2 separate regions of the Homo sapiens genome follow, and region 2 is linked to region 1. A link is a contact called in ENCODE Hi-C or POLR2A ChIA-PET data. All regions are on one chromosome and are shown on one strand. Each heading gives the region's core, a stretch centred on a gene start or an enhancer-like site at or near the end of the contact. The rest is flanking DNA. Distances are from core to core; before and after follow the strand shown.

Evidence for each region. Hi-C counts contacts between places; a loop is a spot of excess contacts on that map. ChIA-PET counts read pairs that join two places held with the same protein, here RNA polymerase II (POLR2A). Pooled maps may share reads with other maps.
Region 2: a loop to region 1 is called in a pooled map, with 2.8 times the contacts of the local background. The contact joins the enhancer-like site here to the promoter of SDHC in region 1. A Hi-C loop is called at or near these places in 5 of 50 pooled maps. POLR2A ChIA-PET finds 5 or more read pairs at or near these places in 3 of 52 experiments (CD4-positive, alpha-beta T cell, GM12878 and activated B cell).

What each region holds. Positions count from the first base shown.
Region 1 is chr1:161,313,021-161,315,733 of GRCh38, forward strand. It overlaps SDHC (succinate dehydrogenase complex subunit C), which reads left to right and starts at 1,361. Exons shown (of 6, transcript NM_003001.5): 1 at 1,361-1,405. The coding sequence starts at 1,386. RefSeq lists an enhancer at 937-1,700 and silencers at 1,252-1,311, 1,342-1,411.
Region 2 is chr1:161,725,085-161,727,797 of GRCh38, forward strand. It overlaps FCRLB (Fc receptor like B), which reads left to right. Exons shown (of 8, transcript NM_001002901.4): 6 at 737-1,003; 7 at 1,619-1,909; 8 at 2,163-2,713. The coding sequence ends at 2,578. Among named protein-coding and RNA genes, the nearest start is that of FCRLB, 4.9 kb to the left of the region's middle. RefSeq lists enhancers at 1,157-1,296, 2,357-2,406 and silencers at 1,507-1,746, 1,757-1,806, 1,837-2,096. Within about 2 kb of position 1,312, at least 35 of the 41 ENCODE cell types and tissues checked have a DNase peak (open chromatin) inside an H3K27ac peak, as active enhancers do; they include CD4-positive, alpha-beta T cell, where a contact is called at or near this core.

The sequences.
Region 1 (2,713 bases), core at 111-2,610:
TCAAAATAAAAGAAAAAGAAAAAGAAAAAGAAAAACCAAAAAAGATCTGAGTGAAAAAGGCATTCCTTGGGTTTGTTAACGTGAAGCTCCAGAGAGCCAAGTCAATGACTGGAATTTCGATAGCACAAAACTGTATTTAAATATAATAACTAACGAATAAGTTGTTCATTAAATAAAACTTGTTGTTTGAGGTACCCATCATTGAATATGGGGGGGTAGAGTCTTGAAGATCAGCTGTTATGGGTGTTGCAGAGGAGATCCCTGCATAGATAGTAGATTGGATTAGAGAGCCTCTTTCAATCCTAAAGTGTACGAATGTGCTTTGTCAAGCATTATAGAAATGCAAAGTAGTATTATTCATCTGATGCAGAAATAAGTGAATTTGTGCTATTTAAATCCTGAAGTGCAGGGATGCTAAATATACATAAGATCTGAATATTAATATAATTGAGTATTTTTTTTGTAGAAATAGGAGTTGCTCTAGCCTGTCCCTTTTACTCCTCTCCACCCTACTCCCCACAAGAGTCAAGAACTTTTGTGCTCTGTTCCCTTCCTTTATCATTTGCTCTTCTTCTTTCTTCAGTCTTGAGTGCTCGGCAGTTGATTCCTGTGCTTGGGTTCCCTAAAACTGTATATATATATATACACATATATAAATCAAAGCGTGTTCTTCCCCTCACTCCGGGTTCTTCTAGCTGTGGGTGTCACCCACATAGCGCTGAAACAACGAACAAGGGAGCATTGTCCTCGGCTAGTGGGCGCCTGGTCCATGTGGCAGCTCAAACCCAGGAATTGTGGGGTCTAATCGAGGTGGTTAGATGAGGCTCCTCGTTTTCGGGAATGGTGGTCCGCAAGGTCTTCTCGAGGCCCCTCTACACACTCCCCAACTTAGGTCACAATTTATGTATCTGTCTGGTTAAAGCTTCGTATTAGAAAGGGAGGGAACCCAAAGTATCTTTTCTCTTCGGGGTCTCAACCGGCCAACCACCACGTTTTTAGGCCGACCTGGGAGGCAGGGGGAACGCAACAGACTGCGAAGTCCTTAAGGAAGAATCTAAACAAGTCCGCCGTTTGCTGTTTGGGAGTGCGATACAAAATGAATATGTACGCAGGTGGAACGTAGACTGCAGATTTTGAGCCAGCGGCGTTTCTGCCGAAATCCTGGCAAATTCCGGTAGAAGTCGGCTGCAGGAGGCGGAGGAGGAGACTAAAAAACCAGAAAACAACCAGCAAACCAGCTAGGCAGAGCTGAGCGGAGAAGCTCCAGAGCCTTTTAAAGAGACTCTCGTCACATGACACCCCCAACCCCGACCCCCAGCCGGCGCGCCTCCGCCCTCGGGTGGCGGGGCCGCCTGGCGTCACTTCCGTCCAGACCGGAACCCAAGATGGCTGCGCTGTTGCTGAGGTGACTTCAGTGGGACTGGGAGTTGGTGCCTGCGGCCCTCCGGAGATCTGAACTGGCCCCTCACGTTTTGCTGATAACTGTTTATCCTGTGCCTGGGCAGGGAAAGGACCCATGGGTGTGGAGGCCAAGCGCTCGGGGATCCTAGAGACCCCTTTTCCCGTCCCCCCCAGCCGCTCCGGTGCGCTCCGTAGGGCTTCGGGGTCACTGACTTCGTATCGAGGGGCCCTCGGCTCTCGCCCCTTCTGTTTTCCCCACCTCCTCTAGTACTTCTAACGCAAATTGCTCTCGGGCCTGCACCCAGAGCCGAGCTCTGAGAAAATAACTTCAAGGTCAGCCACCCATGGGTCCTACGATTTCGAGAGCGTATTTAGACATTTAGCTTCGGAGAGAGAGATCTTCGTGTATTTTGCCTTTGCTTCGAATGCCTTCAGACACTAGCTGCTCCCACCGTGAGTGGGCGCTGTCTGGGTTCCCAGCGGGCTGCTGGCAAAGGGTGGATCCCTACTGGGGTGGCGATTAGCATTAGCACCCAGGGCGGACCTCTGCTGCCCCAGAGCAACCCGGGGAATTCATTTTTAGTTAATCATTTTACTTGGGAGGGAGAGTGAGTGTCCCAGTTTTTCTCTAAAATGTGAATTAGTTGTCCAGAGAAATACCCTAGATTTTCTTTCATTCTGAACTTTCCGCTGTCTAGGTCTCATTCTCTGCTCAGCCTCTCTAGTCACAGCGACTAGCGCCTTTAGACACGCCTGGTACAAATCCCAGCATAGTTTTGTGCCAGCCTTATTTTTGGAAATTGTTTGTTATGGAAAGTTAGCTTCAATGCTGTTGAGATTTCAATCCCTGATTTCCCCAAATGTGTTCTCATTTCTCTTTCCACTTCAGTCACCCAGTTTAAAAATAGAGGGACTTTGTTTAGTTTTTCTGTGACAAAATGATTCCTCTTGGAGTTGAAATCAGGGTTATCTTAATCCTTCATTTTCTCCCTGTTTTTCATCTCCATATGTATCTTCTGTCTAAGGTATGCCAAGGCTTGTCTTGCCAGTGCTGTCTTCTTTATTCCAGATGGTTTGACCATAATTGAATGCTTTTGAATTCTCTGATATATTTTGGTATCGATGTTAGGGGCTTTTGGTAAAATTAACATTTAGTTTGAAGTGATCATATTGGTTCCAAACAGTTCATTTTAGGAGTTTTGGAATTAGTGTTTAAAAGCTGAGGATCATTATAGTCATTAAGTGTATCCATACAGTATCATTTTGAGTTGTGCAGCGCTGTCCACTGAAGGGATGGGTCGCCCCTCCACAC
Region 2 (2,713 bases), core at 62-2,561, 410 kb after region 1:
GAAATGGGGCAGGAATGAATACTGCCATGGTGAGGGAGAGGTAAGCAGGACCCAGTCAGGAGGACTCTGACACCATCCTAAGGAGGTTATAGTTGATTCTCATGGTCAAAACCCTTTGAGGGTGGAGCCAAGTCTCTGGCATCTTTGCTCCCTGGCTAAGTGAAAGACCAGCCATCCCCCTTCCTTCCCACTCACCTACAAATATATCTTGCACTATGAGGCTGCTGGGTGCCAACCACCAGGGAAGGCCTGTCCGCTCAAGAAAGCAGTGGGAGGCCAGGCCCGGTGGCTCACGCCTGTAATCCCACCACTTTGGGAGGCCGAGGTGGGCGTATCACCTGAGGTCAGGAGTTCAAGACCAGCCTGGCCAAGATGGTGAAACCCTGTCTCTACTAAAAAATGCAAAAATTAGCTGGGTGTGATGGCGCCCACCGGTAATCCCAGCTACTCGGGAGGCTGAGGCAGAAGAATCGCTTGAACCCAAGAGGTGGAGGTTGCAGTGAACCGAGTTTGTGCCACTGCACTGCAGCTTGGGCGACAAGAGCAAGACCATGTCTCAAAAAAAGAAAAAGAACAAGAAAAAAAGAAAGAAAAAGAAAAGAAAAGAAAGCGGTGGGAGATGGCGGGGAAGGGAGGGAGAGGAGTTAAGAGGAGAAAGCTGGAAGGCTGTGAGAGTGGGAGATCTCCAGGGCTGGACTTTCTGTGGAGTCAAGCGTGTCTGTGGTGTCTGTCGCAGATTGGCTGATTCTGCAAGTGCCCTATGCGCCAGTGTTCGAGGGTGAGCCGCTAGTCCTGCGCTGCCGCGGCTGGTACGACAAGGTGGTCTACAAGCTTCACTACTACCACGACGGCCAGGCCGTGCGCTACTTCCACTCCAGCGCCAACTACACTGTGTTACAGGCGCGTGCCAGCGACAGCGGGCGCTACCAGTGCTCGGGCACCATGCGCATCCCGGTGGAGAGCGCGCCCATGTTCTCCGCTAAGGTGGCTGTGACAGTGCAAGGTGGGAGAGACCAGGGGCCCCGGGAGGGAGGCAAATGAGCATTGAGAAATTCTGGGACAGGAGCTCGGCGAGAAAAGAAGGGGCGGAAGTTCAAATAGCTGCCACTTGGAGGGTTTCTCTTAGACTATGGACGCTGTCTCCTCTCCTTTGCCGTGAAGCAGCGCTTGATCCGCCGCCTGCTTGGAGGCTGGTCCCTTTCCCCGACGCACATCCTGGCTTCTCACTCTGGCTGGGGACTCCCACAGAGAGGGCAGCTCTGGCAGGGGCAGGGGCCACTGTGGGACTGGGACGAAGGAGCGACTCCCTAGCGTCCTGCAAGGCAGGCGCAGCGTCTCCTATTCTAGGCTGCAGAACCCGAGCTGAGTGTCAGTCGGGATGTGACATGAAGCGTCTGGCCTGGTCCCTCTTCCTTTCAAGCTTTCCCCGTCCCTCGTGGACTCGGTCCCCCTGCCCCACATTTCAGAAGGCTCCCCTTCCCCCTCCACGTGGACACACGGCCTCCTCCCCTCCCCCCTTGGTCTGTGGGTCTGCAAGGAGCCCTCGCGGGAAGCAGGAAGGAGCGGGGTCGCGGAGCGGTGGACAAGCCGGCGCCGTTGCTCCCCGCCCTCTCCGTAGAGCTGTTCCGGGCGCCGGTGCTGAGGGTGATGGGTCCGCGGGAGGCCCGCGGCGCGGCGCTGGGTGGGGTGGTGCTGCGCTGCGACACGCGCCTGCACCCGCAGAAGCGCGACACGCCGCTGCAGTTCGCGTTTTACAAGTACAGCCGCGCGGTGCGCCGCTTCGACTGGGGCGCCGAGTACACAGTCCCGGAGCCCGAGGTCGAGGAGCTCGAATCGTACTGGTGCGAGGCGGCTACCGCCACCCGCAGTGTCCGGAAACGCAGTCCGTGGCTGCAGCTCCCGGGGCCGGGTGAGTGCCTGCACACCCTCCCGGACGCCGACCCTGGCGGTCAGCCCTGCTTCCGCCTCTCGGCACCCACGAATCACCCCCGCCCCCTGGTTCCCGTCCCGCCCCCCGCCTTTCCCATCTCCCCTTCGCCGCCCTCCTCCTCACCCCTCTTCCGGCCTTCCCCATCCCCGCCCACCGCCCTACGCCCCTCCCCCAGCCCAGCGCCGAGAAGAACCATGCAAGCCGCGCGTGACTGGGCGTAATGCATTCACAGGTTCTCCCCTGGACCCGGCCTCCACCACCGCCCCAGCTCCATGGGCCGCAGCCTTGGCTCCTGGTAATAGGCCGCTTTCCTTCAGAAAGCCCCCGGTGTCCAGATCGGTCCCGTTGGTCACCTCCGTCCGGAACACCACCTCCACCGGGCTGCAGTTCCCGGCGAGCGGCGCCCCGACTGCGGGGCCACCCGCCTGCGCTCCGCCGACGCCCTTGGAACAATCGGCTGGAGCCCTGAAACCCGACGTGGACCTTCTGCTCCGAGAAATGCAGCTGCTCAAAGGCCTTCTGAGCCGGGTGGTCCTGGAATTAAAGGAGCCACAGGCCCTCCGGGAGCTCAGGGGAACGCCCGAGACCCCCACCTCTCACTTTGCTGTGAGCCCGGGAACCCCAGAGACCACTCCTGTGGAGAGCTGAGGGGGCGGCTACCGTCCCCTCTGCAGGCTCATTCCTCCTTGGTCTCCTGCTTCCCCTCACGCGAATTTCTTTCAAAGCCATCTGTTTGCATCCTTGTGTTTTGCTGTGGTTTTTAAAGGAGCGCCCACGAAGTGT